2 separate regions of the Homo sapiens genome follow, and region 2 is linked to region 1. Evidence: chromatin contacts called from ENCODE Hi-C or POLR2A ChIA-PET data. All regions are on one chromosome and are shown on one strand. The core of a region is the stretch at or near the end of the contact, and the rest is flanking DNA. Distances in the headings are between cores, read along the strand shown.

The links. A loop is a pair of places that touch in the nucleus more often than their neighbours do. ChIA-PET counts read pairs that join two places held with the same protein, here RNA polymerase II (POLR2A). Pooled maps may share reads with other maps.
Region 2: a loop to region 1 is called in a pooled map, with 2.4 times the contacts of the local background. The contact joins the enhancer-like site here to the promoter of FCSK in region 1. A Hi-C loop is called at or near these places in 2 of 50 pooled maps. POLR2A ChIA-PET finds 5 or more read pairs at or near these places in 3 of 52 experiments (Caco-2, WTC11 and activated CD4-positive, alpha-beta T cell).

Annotation. Positions count from the first base shown.
Region 1 is chr16:70,450,794-70,456,961 of GRCh38, reverse strand. FCSK (fucose kinase) reads right to left here and starts at 2,367. Exons shown (of 24, transcript NM_145059.3): 1 at 2,332-2,367. It overlaps LOC124903708 (a long non-coding RNA gene), which reads left to right and starts at 2,426. Exons shown (of 2, transcript XR_007065104.1): 1 at 2,426-2,644; 2 at 3,495-3,925.
Region 2 is chr16:70,574,566-70,580,395 of GRCh38, reverse strand. It overlaps SF3B3 (splicing factor 3b subunit 3), which reads right to left. Exons shown (of 26, transcript NM_012426.5): 26 at 2,728-5,830. It also overlaps a transcript of IL34 not described here. Among named protein-coding and RNA genes, the nearest start is that of SNORD111, 39 kb to the right of the region's middle. RefSeq lists enhancers at 1-488, 489-994, 4,655-4,724. Within about 2 kb of position 3,800, at least 9 of the 41 ENCODE cell types and tissues checked have a DNase peak (open chromatin) inside an H3K27ac peak, as active enhancers do.

The DNA of each region.
Region 1 (6,168 bases), core at 1,118-3,617:
TGCAACCTCCGCCTCCCAGGTTCAAGCCATTCTCCTGCCTCAGCCTCCCGAGTAACTGGGACTACAGGCGCGCACCACCATGCCTGGATAATTTTTTGTATTTTTAGTAGAGACGGGGTTTCACCATGCTGGCCAGGCTGGTCTCAAACTCCTGACCTTGGGATCCGCCTGCCTCGGCCTCCCAAAGTGCTGGGATTACAGGCGTGAGCCACCATGCCCAGCAGTTACTTAACCTCTCTAAGCCTCAGTTTCCTAATCTGAAATTTAAGGCCAAAGACATCAACCTCCCAGGACTGTTTTCAGCATGAAATACAATGTAAAGTATGTGGCACACACCAGTGGCTCAATGAATGATAATCCTTCCAGCCAGGCAAGGAAGCAGGAGAGTTTAACCTGTCCCTGAAGGAGGAAGGACTGGAAGCTCTCAAACATTCTCTGAGTTAAAGACTGTCCTGAAGAAGAAAAAAATCAGGGAAGGCCTCGGGAATCAAGCAAGGCTGAGGGACATCCCCTGAGAGATTAACAAAAAAGGTAAAATGATACAAGTAGCTAATACATATGGAGTGCTTTTTCAGGCACTATGGCAAAGGCACATCAGTGTCACTTCATATGACCCACCCAACAGTCCTAAGAATTGGTTCTTATCTCACTGAAGCTCTAGACAAGAAAACTGTAGTTTAAAAAGCAGAAACATAGCTATTAGGTTGGTGCAAAAGTAATTTTGGCTTTTGCCATTGCTTTAATAGCACAGGCAGGCTAGGCTTTTGTTTTGTTTTGTTTTGTTTTTGAGAAACAGGGTCCGGCTCTGTCACCAGAGGGCGGAACGCAGTGATGTGATCACAGCTCACTGCAGCCTCAAACTCCCGGGCTCCAGCGATCCTCCCATCCCAGCCTCCCAAGTAGCTGGGACTATGCATGAGTCCTGCTAGTTTTTTATTTTTTGTTGAGATGGGGCCTCCCTTTGTTGCCCAGGCTGACCTACAACTCCCGGACTCAAGTAATCCTCCCGCCTTGGCCTTCCTAAGTGTTGGGATTACAGGTGTAAGCCACCATGCCTGGCTTTTTTTTTTTTTGAGACAGTCTCCCTCTGTCGTCAGGCTGGAGTGCAATGGCGCGATCTCGGCTCACTGCAATCTCCGCCTCCCAGGTTAAAGTGATTCTCCTGCCTCAGCCTCCCAAGTAGCTGGGATTACAGACGTGCACCACCACGCCCAGCTAATTTTTGTATTATTAGTAGAGAGGGGGTTTTGCCATGTTGGCCACGCTGGTCTCAAACTCCTGACCATAGGTGATCTACCTGCTTCCGCCTCCCACAGTGCTGGGATTACAGGCGTGAGCCACCTCGCCCGGCCTTTTTTTTTTTTTTAATTAATAGTTTGCTGGAGTTACACAATCTCAAGAGGTCCTGAGAAAGTGTGCCCTAAGGCCCTAAGGTTCTTTTGTTGTTGTTGTTGTTGGTTTGTTTTGTTTTGTTTTTGAGACGTAGTCTCGCTCTGTCGCCCAGGGTGGAGTGCAGTGGCGTGATCTTGGCTCACTGCAACCTCCATCTCCTGAGTTCAAGCGATTCCCTCGCCTCAGCCTCCCAAGTAGCTGGGATTACAGGCATGAGCCTTGGCGCCCAGCCTCTACCCACTTTCAATACAGCCTCATCTGCTGAGATCAAGTTGAAATATTTTTTAGTGTCCTCAGCCCCACGCTGTCCAAGACTGGGATAGGGTTGGGGAGCCAGAGATAGAATAAAGTACTAAGAACTCTTCATATGAACCTTTTGAAGACAGGTGGGTCAGGGACTGCACATTTTAGAACTTTAAAGAGGAAAAAAAGGCTCACGGAGGACTCTGACTTGCTGCCTTCTAAATAACAGACCGAAAGAAGTTACTTGGGAGTAAAATCGTTTTGTAAATTACCCAAGAGCACATCATTGAGATTTGTGCATAATACTGAGCCCTGGCCGGGTAAACTGAGAGAGGAGAAGCGGCCTCAAAGTAAAATCAGAGCAGCGCCGGCATCCAGGGCCCCACCTGCCTCAGGGTGAGGATCCTCTGAGGCCCGCATCCCTCCCGGTCCCAGCTGCCAGCAGGTCCGGCCGCACCAGCCGGGTCGCGGGGCTCCCCTTGGAAGACCCAGGCCAAATGGACGCGGGAGCGTAGAAACACCTGTGGGCTCCCGGGGCACCGCAGAGCTCCCGGGGACTCTTCCCTGTCAGGACCCGGGCGGCCCGCGGGTCGACTCGGTGCTCCCAGTCAGGGAGGGTGCACCGGAAAGCTGAGGGGGCGCAAGGGGCGCAAGGGGCGCAAGGGGCGCTGCGGCGACCCTCGCGGACTGACGTACCTGCCGTCGCCCGGCGCTCGGCGGAGCGGGCTCTTTAACGCGAGGCTGCGCGACCCTCGCGGTGCACTCCGGGAAGTGTAGTTTCACCTCCGCGCCCCCCCAAGGCCGAGCCCCCGTCCGGCAAAAAACACGGTCGGAGCCACCGCATAGGCCAGCGTGGGTGGCCGGGGCAGCGCTTTCCTGAAGGGCAGCGGGGCTGCAATCCAGAAGGGAGATGGGAAGGGGGCCGCTCCAGGACCCACGAAACTACAACTCCCAGAGGACCGAAGCGCCTTAAAGACAGAGGCCCGTTTTCTGGGACTCCGGGATCCAGGTTAATAGGTTAATGTGTAGCTTTTTTGTTTGTTTTCTCGTTTGGGTTTTTTTTTTTTTTTTTTTTTAACACCTTCTGGACGGCACCAGGAGCTTCCGCTTTCCTCTGGAGAAAAATCCACTGATGGAGGAAAAAAAAAAATCACGCTTTGCCCAAGCGGAAGCAGCTGCCATTCGATTTGCAGTTGGAAAGGTTTGCGCTGGTTTCATCACGTGGATCCTTTGGGAAGAAACTTTCCAACTCCGTAATGGGGAGGGGATCTGCGGACCTTTTGGGAAAGTTGTGAATGGCAGCATTGATTGTCATAGATGACAATTGGAAATACTCTGAGTGTCTCTCTCTAGGTTACTATGTGAAAGGAAAATAAATCTCAGGACCCCAAAGTCACTAAGTCAAAGGGAAAAGTCAAGCTGAGAACTGCATCAGGGAAACCTACCTCCCATTTTATTCTTAAACAAGATAACTACAAAGATAAAAAAGCTAGATATGGCCTGGCCCTCACAACTTGCCCACTAGGAAATTCCTTGTGTGCCCCCAAATCTGTACCCTAAAACAGTTGTGTGGAATTTCAGTGACAATGTAAATTTATAGCTTATCTTCACAGGTGCTGGGCTTTGACAGCACTGAAAGTCATCTCTCAGCTCACCTGAGACAAATGCATATCTCATTGCTTCCTCTGCCCTATGTTTATTTTTTCTTATGTAAAAATGCATATTCACTGAGCTAGATGAATGCATAAGTGACTAGTCCTCTATCCCCCTCTAACATGTGAAAGGCTTATCAAAGACTCAGAAGAATGCAGCCATTTGCCTCTTACCTACCCATGCCTTTTAAAAATTTCCTCTTTCAGGCCAGGCACGGTGGCTCGCACCTGTAGTCCCAGCCCTTTGGTGAGGCCGAGGCGGGTGGATCATGAGGTCGGGAGTTGAAGACCAGCCTGGCCAATATGGTGAAACCCCGTCTACTAAAAATACAAAAATTAGCTGAGCGTGGTGGCGCGCACCTGTAGTCCCAGCAGCTTGGGAGGCTGAGGAAGGAGAATCGCTTGAACCCGGGAGGCAGAGGTTGCAGTGAGCTGAGATTGCACCACTGCACTCCAGCCTGGGCAACACAGTGAGGCCCTGTCTAAAAAAAAAAAAAAAATTCCTCTTTCCCCAATATCTGACCTTTCCCCTTTAAATATTGAAGCCCTCAAAATCATCTTTGGAGAAAGGTACAGACCTGTCTCCCAGGTGCACACATTCTTAACTTTGGCAAAATAAACTTGTAAATTGATTGAGACCAGTATCTGGTGCTTTTTGGTTTACAACTGGAAAACTAAACTAGGCACATCCATGCAAGACAGATGCTCTATATGTTCAGTAGGGAGTGATGTTCAGGACATCATGTTAAGGGAAAAGCAGCAAGTTGTAGAGCAATATGTATGGGAAGCCCCTCAAATAAAAAATAATGTTTATGGACAGATAGTGTGTGGATACACAGGAACAGGGCTGGAAGCGAACGCATGCTAGGGAGAGACTGCTAAGCATGGGGACAAGCGGGGAGAACTTGAGCTTTATCTGTATTGTTTGAATTTTTCTTACAAGAATGTACTTTCCAAATCTGTTGTTAATAAGGAGCCTAAAGCTGGGCACAGGTGCTCACGCCTGTAATCCCAACACTTTGGGAGGCCAAGGTGGGAGGATGGCTTGAGCTTGGGAGTTTGAGACCAGCCTGGGCAACATAGCAAGACCCCGTCTCTAAAATATATATAAATTAGGGCCGGACGAAGTGGCTCATGCCTGTAATCCCAGCACTCTGGGAGGCCAAGGCAGGCAGAAAACTCGGGGTCAGGAATTCAAGATGAGCCTGGCCAATTTTTTTGTTATTGTTGTTGTGAGACAGAGTCTCACTCTGTTGCCCAGGCTGGAGTACAGTGGTGTGATCTCGGCTCACTGCAACCTCCGCCTCCCAGGTTCAAGTGATTCTCTTGCCTCAGCCTCCTGAGTAGCTGGGATTACAAGCATGTGCCACCACGCCCAGCTAATTTTTGTATTTTTAGTAGAGACGGGGTTTCACCATGTTCAGGCTGGTCTCCAACTCCTGACCTCAGGTGATCCACCCACCTCGGCCTCCCAAAGCGTTGGGAGTACAAGCGTGAGCCACCGTGCCCAGTCAGTGGCCAATTTTTTTTTTTTTTTTTTTTTTGAGATGGAGTCTCACTCTGTCTCCCAGGCTGGAGTGCAGTAGCACCATTTCGGCTCACTGCAAGCTCTGCCTCCCAGGTTCATGACATTCTCCTGCCTCAGCCTCCTGAGTAGCTGGGACTACAGGCACCCGCCACCACGCCCAGCTAGTTTTTTGTACTTTTAGTGGAGACGGGGGTTTCACCGTGTTAGCCAGGATGGTCTTGATCTCCTGACCTCATGATGCACCCACCTCGGCCTCCCAAAGTGCTGGGATTACACGCATGAGCCACAGTGCCCGGCCGCCAATGGCCAATTTTTTAAATACAAAAATTAGCCAGGCGTGGTGGCAGGAGCCTGTAATTCAGTTATTCGGCAAGCTGAGTCAGGAGAGTCATTTGAAGCCAGGAGGCGGAAATTGCACTGAGCTGAGATCGTGCCACTGCACTCCAGCCTGGGTGACAGAGCGAGATTCTGTCTCAAAAAACAAATAAAATTTAAAAAAAAATAAATTTACAAAATAATGAGGCTGAGAGGCACTGAGGTCAGTCACAATGGAGATGGACCCTGCTCTAACTCTGTGTAACCATCTATAAAGTAAGTTAATAATAGTATCAAATATCTGAGATTGTTGTGAGGGTAGGATAAATGCTTGACTCCATAGTAAATACTCAAAAAGTATTAACCATTATGATTATCGTCATTATTCCCATCCTGCTCCATTAAAGCAGGATGTTTGGTTTGTTCACCATTGTATCCTCAGGCCTTAGAACAGTGCTGAGGACATGGTAGTGAGAGGTGACAGCGTGCTGGTAGTCCTCACAGCCCTCGTTCGCTCTCCGCGCCTCCTCTGCCTGGGCTCCCGCTTTGGCGGCACTTGAGGAGCCCTTCAGCCCACCGCTGCACTGCGGGAGCCCCTTTTTGGGCTGGCCAAGGCCGGAGCCGGCTCCCTCAGCTTGCAGGGAGGTGTGGAGGGAGAGGCGTGGGTGGGAACCGGGGCTGTGCGCGGTGCTTGCGGGCCAGTACGAGTTCCGGGTGGGTGTGGGCTTGGCGGGTCCGCACTCGGAGTAGCCGGCCGACCCTACCAGCCCCGGGCAATGAGGGGCTTAACACCCCGACCAGCGGCTGCAGAGGGTGTGCTGGGTCCCCCAGCAGTGCCGGCCCACTGGCGCTGCGCTCGATTTCTCGCCCGGCTTTAACTGCCTCCCCGCGGGGCAGGGCTCCGGACCTGCAGCCCGCCATGCCTGAGCCTCCCCAGCCACGCCGTGGGCTCCTGTGCCGCCAGAGCCTCCCCGACGAGCGCCGCTCCCTGCTCCACGGCGCCCAGTCCCATCGACCACCCAAGGGCTGAGGAGTGCG
Region 2 (5,830 bases), core at 2,551-5,050, 120 kb before region 1:
CCACGGCCCATGCCAACCATTTGAGAATGTAGGTTTGTCAATTGACTAAACTCTGAAGGGCACACACAGAGAAGTGACTTGCTTTATGGTTATGTGGATCGGCTTTTTCCTGCAAGGCTGATGAAGGCAAAGGTTAAAAATTGAAACCCAGAGCAGACAGTTCTGCTGAGATATACTTCTCTGAGGCATACTTCAGAGCATCTTGGCTGGGACTGTCTTTGTCAAGTCTAGCTCAGGTCCCTCTTCCTGGGATCAGTGAAGCAGCAGCAGAATCGGGGTGGGGAAGCCAGGCCGTCAGAGGCAGAGGAAAGCCAGGCATAGGAGAGAAAGCCTGCTGCCTTCTTACCTGTTCACGTGCCAAGACTCGGTCTCCTAGGATTTGCTGGTGGCCTTAAGGGGCTCCAGGACCCCAAGCAGGTGCCTAAGGGCCACGGGCAGTGGGTGCCAGGTTGGAGAGGCTGAGGCTGCCCCCAACCCACAGTCCAGGCTTCCCGTCTGATGAGAAGGGCGGGGAAAGCAGGCCACTGCAGCTCTGCTCAGGAACCGAAGCCAGCAGGGGCGGGGCAGGGCCACGTGGCCCCCGCCTGCCTTGGACTGTGAAGTAGGAGGGAGTCTTCAACCCAGAGGACCCGCCAGGGGACTGCTCTGACTGAGGGCGCCAGCCAGTTGACTACAAGAAGTCCCCCAAACCCAGGCCCTGGCTCCCAGGCAGCTTGGACTGTTCTAAGGGACTACCCCAGCTCCTCTCCAGAACACTCGGCCTAGACAAAAGCTTCGTCTCATAAAACTAAAAGCCAGGTGATGGGGAGTTGGGTGTAGTGTGTAGTGACATGAGCCTCAGGGGGCTGAGGCAGGAGACTCTCTTGAGGCCAAGAGTTCGAGGCTGCAGTGAGCTGCAACTGCACCTGTGAATAACCACTGTGCTCCAGCCTGGGCAATATAGCGAGATCCTGTCTCTAAAAAAACGAAACAAAACACAAAACTGAGTGATGTGGTGGTGACTGGAGTGTGTGTGTGTGTTTGTGTGTGTGTGTGGGACTGGGGGTCCATTAGGTGGAAGAAAAGGCCTTTCTCTGATACATCATCCCTGTTGAGCACCAATGAGTTACCCAGTCTACAGATGAAGAGACATGAGCTCCAAAAGGTGAATAATCTTTTTTTTAATTTTAATTATTTTTTGAGACGGAGTTTCACAGCAGGGACTACAGGCACGCTCCACCATGCCCAGCTAATTTTGCATTTTTAGTAGAGATGGGGTTTCACCATGTTGGCCAGGCTGGTCTTGAACTCCTGACCTCAGGTGATCCGCCCATGTCAGCCTCCCAAGTGCTGGGATTACAGGCATGACCCGGCATGCCTTGCCTTTTTTCTAGACAATGTCTCACTCTATTGCCCAGGCTAGAGAGCAGTGGCACAATCACAACCCACTGTGGTCTTGACCTCCTGGGCTCAATCGATCCTCCCACCTCAGCCTCCCAAGTAGCTGGGACCACTACACCCAGCTAATTATTTATTTATTTATTTATTTATTTTTTTGTAGATACAGACGTCTCCCTATGTTGCCCAGGCCGGTCTCAAACTGCTGGCCTCAAGGAATCCTCCTGCCTTAGCCTCCCAAAGTGCTGGGATTTCAGGCTTGAGCCACTGTGCCTGGCCTTGGGTAAGATTCCTCACCCCTTTTCTGGGGCTTGAGCCCAGGAGTTAGAGACCAGCCTGCGCAACATAGAAAGACCCCCATCTCTGCAAATAAATAAATAATTAAAAATTAGCCAGGCATCATGGTAGCTCATGCCTGTAGTTATAACTACTCGGGAGGCTGAGGCAGGAGGATCACTTGAGCCCTGGAGGTCGAGGCTGCACTAAGCTATGACCAAGCCACTGCACTCCAGCCTGGATGACAGAGCAAGACCCTGTCTCTTTTCTTAGAAAAAAAAAAAAAAAAAGAGAGATTGAGAGAGAGAGAGAGAGAATCTTACCTAAGATTCCCCAGCTGGTTACTGAGGTCTGACCCCAAAGCCAGGTTTTCCTGAGGGACACAGGACCTGTCCTGGTGTAACACGTGGCCTCAGACCCAGCACTTACGGGAGTTGAGGTCCTTTCCCTCAGCACCATCACCAAAGGTACAGCCATTCTCCCTTCACCTGGGTCAGAGTGGGCAACTGCAGGGGCATCTTCAATATCTCTGTCAAGTTTTCATAGCAGGCTTCCTGATTTTACTAGACTGCATTTGGATTCATTAGGGATGGGCCAGTGGGGGAGGATAGGAGAACGGCTGTGTTCAAAGCCTCAAACTATCCAAGAGGGGAGTCTGTAGTGTTTCACTGAATGTGAGCACAGAATCCTGGATTTAGGAACCCCTTATTAACACCCAGTCTTCCACAGCCAACCTAGTCTGGAGTGCTGACCTTGCTGGATGCGGTGGCTCACGCCTGTAATCCCAGCACTTTGGGAGGCCAAGGCAGGCGGATCACCTGAGATCAGGAGTTCGAGACCAGCCTGGCCAACATGGTGAAACCCCATCTCTACTAAAAATACAAAAATTAGCCGGGCGTGGTGGCAGGCGCCTGTAATCCCAGCTACTCGGGAGGCTGAGGCAGGAGAATTGCTTGAACCCAGCAGGCAGAGGTTGCAGTGAACCAAGATCACTGCACTCCACCCTGAGCGACAGAGTGAGACTCGGTCTCAAAAATAAAAAAACAAAAAAAAGAAGAAAAAGAAATGCCAACCTAGTGACAATAGTGCGCTTTATTCCGAGTGCCAATGCATGCCACAAGTAGTTGTTCATGAAATGTTTTCTCAATTGGATCGACAAAACTGGATTCCTGGTTTTGCCCTGAACTTGCAACAGGACAATAATGCCCACGCTGGAATGTTCCAGGCTAACTCCTCACCCGTCCCCAAGGCAGTGGCCACACAGGTCACACACACTCTCTGCAAGGCCCTGCTGGAAAACTCTGCCAAGGCGTTGATTCATCCGTTGGGCAGCTAGTGGGAGGGCAGAGTGGGTGGAGGTGATGGGGGCACAGCCACAGGATCTCACTGGGGCCTCACAGAAGCCTGAACACCGCACGGTGCCCTCTCTGGGGCCTCTTGGCTTGGAATGATGCCCCTTTCTTTCAAAGCATCACATATAGGACAGCAGGTCCCCCAGATCTCCCAGGGCCAGAGCCCCAGGTCAGCGGACAAGCCTCAGAACCCCTGAGCACTCAGTCATGTGCGTTTGTGCTACCATGACCCCAGGAGACCGGTTTTTGTTTTTTGGTGTTTTTGAGACAGGTTTCGTCCTGTCATCCAGGCTGGAGTGTAGTGGCGCAATCACAGCTCACTGCAGCCTCAAACTCATAGGCTGAAGTGATCCTCCTGTCTCAGCCCCCTAATTACTGGGACTACAAGTGTGCACCACCATGCCTGGCTAATTTTTGTATTTTTGGAGAGATGGGGTTTTGTCATGTTGCCCAGGCTGGTCTCAAACTCCTGGGCTCAAGGGATCCTCCTGCCTCAGCCTCTCAAAGTGCTGGGATTACAGGTGTGAGCCACCATGCCAGGCCCAGTAAATCAGTCTTATTCTACCAATTTACAGGCAGGAAACCAAGACTATGCTTAGAGGCTAGTGAGCCCAGGTCATCTGACTGTATACAGTGCTCTCTTCATGGACTTTGCTGCCTCTTGGCATTTGGCAGGTGGAATCTCGTTTCTGATTGCTTTATGAGGGCAGCATTGCCTTTCTCCAGTTACATCATCGACTCCCTAAAGCTGAGATTCCCCAGTGTGTCCTCATAACAGCTGGAGGCCCTAATAACCCACAGGAAATGGTAGTACTTCCCTTGACCATCACGTGTTACTAGCTTATACACATATACTCACGGCTCCAAATTAGTAACTTCTAAGCCTAAACGCTACCAAATGACCCAACTGAAAGCACCTCTCCTTTCATTATGAGACTGCAGTCAGAGAAGGGAGCAAGTTCTGCTGAGTGGACCTGGGAATTTAAAACTTGACTAGGCTCTGGAAGGCAGAGTGAGAGGTGGGAAACTGAAGGGGGCTTGCCTCTGGGCACCGCCAGAGATGCTGCATACGGGGGTGGGGTGGGGTAGGGTGGGGCTAACAGGGCCCCTCAGCTATTCCAGATGGGCTGGCCCAGCTCCTTTTCCAAATCTGAAACTTCCAAACCTGGTTTTCTTTGATATTTTTTTTCTTCATTTTGAACAAGCAGCAATGTTCATTGTCCATCACAGCTACTGATCATAACACTGGACTGTGAAGCAGACACATGCCCAGACATCACCAGCAGACTCTTTTTTTAAAAAAAAAAAAACAGGGCTTCACGCCCGGCTTTTTGAATTTTTTGTAGAGATGGGGTCTGTTTCCTAGGCTGGTCTTAAACTTCTGGGCTCAAGCAATCTGCCTGCCTCTGGCCGCCCAAAGTGCTGGGATTACCAGGCATGAACCACCGTGTGAATAATTGGGAGCAGACCCCAGGAATCTGTTCTGACAAATGAAGAGGGTTCTAATATCCCACTAGGATTATGAGCCACAACTACAGGTTTCCTACCATTTCCTGACCTAAAACCCCTGCTGCCCACTCCCCACCTCTTCATTTTTCAGACTTGGGACCTTCTGATTTTTCCTGAAGTCCCAAGGTTGTGGCTGAGGAAATCAGATGCAGGCTGCAGGCTCTTCTGAAACTGGTGGCAGGCCCTCTGGCAGACTCACCTCACCACCAACCTCACAGCGACAGAGACTGCCTGGTTATAAACTCTCCTCCAACCTCTGGGTGCAGAACAGAGCTGGGAGGTGGTGGTTCATGGTAGGTGCCCAGTAAACGTTTGTGGAAGAAATGAGCGTAGCAGCCTCTTCTAGTGGGTCAGCATGTCTCCTGATGGCTTAAACAGCTCCTGGCCAAGTGCAGTGGCTCACGCCTGTAATCCCAGCGCTTTGGGAGACCAAGGTGGGTGGATCACCTGAGGTCACGAGTTCGAAACCAGCCTGGCCAACATGGTGAAACCCCATCTCTACTAAAAATACAAAAATTAGCCAGGCATGGTGGTGCATGCCTGTAGTCCCAGCTACTTGGGAGGCTGAGGCAGGAGAATTGCTTGAACCCAGGAGGCGGAGGCTGTGGTGAGCCGAGATTGTGCCTCTGTACTCTAGCCTGGGCAACAGAGTAAGACTTCATCTCAAAAAAAAAAAAAAAAAAAAGAAAAAAAAGAAAAAGAAAAAGAAAAAAAAGAGAAACAACTCTTGGTTGTGCTGGTTCAGACTGGTGTGTAGCCTACACCTGCCCATTTCAGTTCACCTGAACTTCACAGGGTGTGTTGGGCTACCAGATCACTCAAATGTCAATCAACCATGGCCAAGCAGGTGTTTTAAGAGTCCCTATCTTGTCCTCGAGAGCCATCTATTCCTTTCCTCCGTTGTGACGTTTTTTGGACCAGGTTTGATTTCAGCAGCAGAGATGTTTCTTCTGAGCTCTACATATAGCCCTTGAAAATTAATTTTAAGGGTGTAATAAAATATTCACATACAATATTCCATATGCAAATGAGCAAGTGGATGACTCAAACACATGTCATTTTTACTTTGAATAGAAAACAGAATTTAGAGGCTGGGCATGGTGGCTCACGCCTGTAATCACAGCACTTTGGTAGGCTGAGCTAGGTGGACCACTTTAGGCCAGGAGTTCGAGACCACCCTGTCCAACATGGTAAAACCTTCTCTACTAAAAATACAAAAATTAGCTGGACGTGATGGCACATGCCTGTAGTTCCAGCTATTTGGGAAGCTAAGGAGGATCGCTTGAGCTCAGGAGATAGAGGTTGCAGTGGGCTGA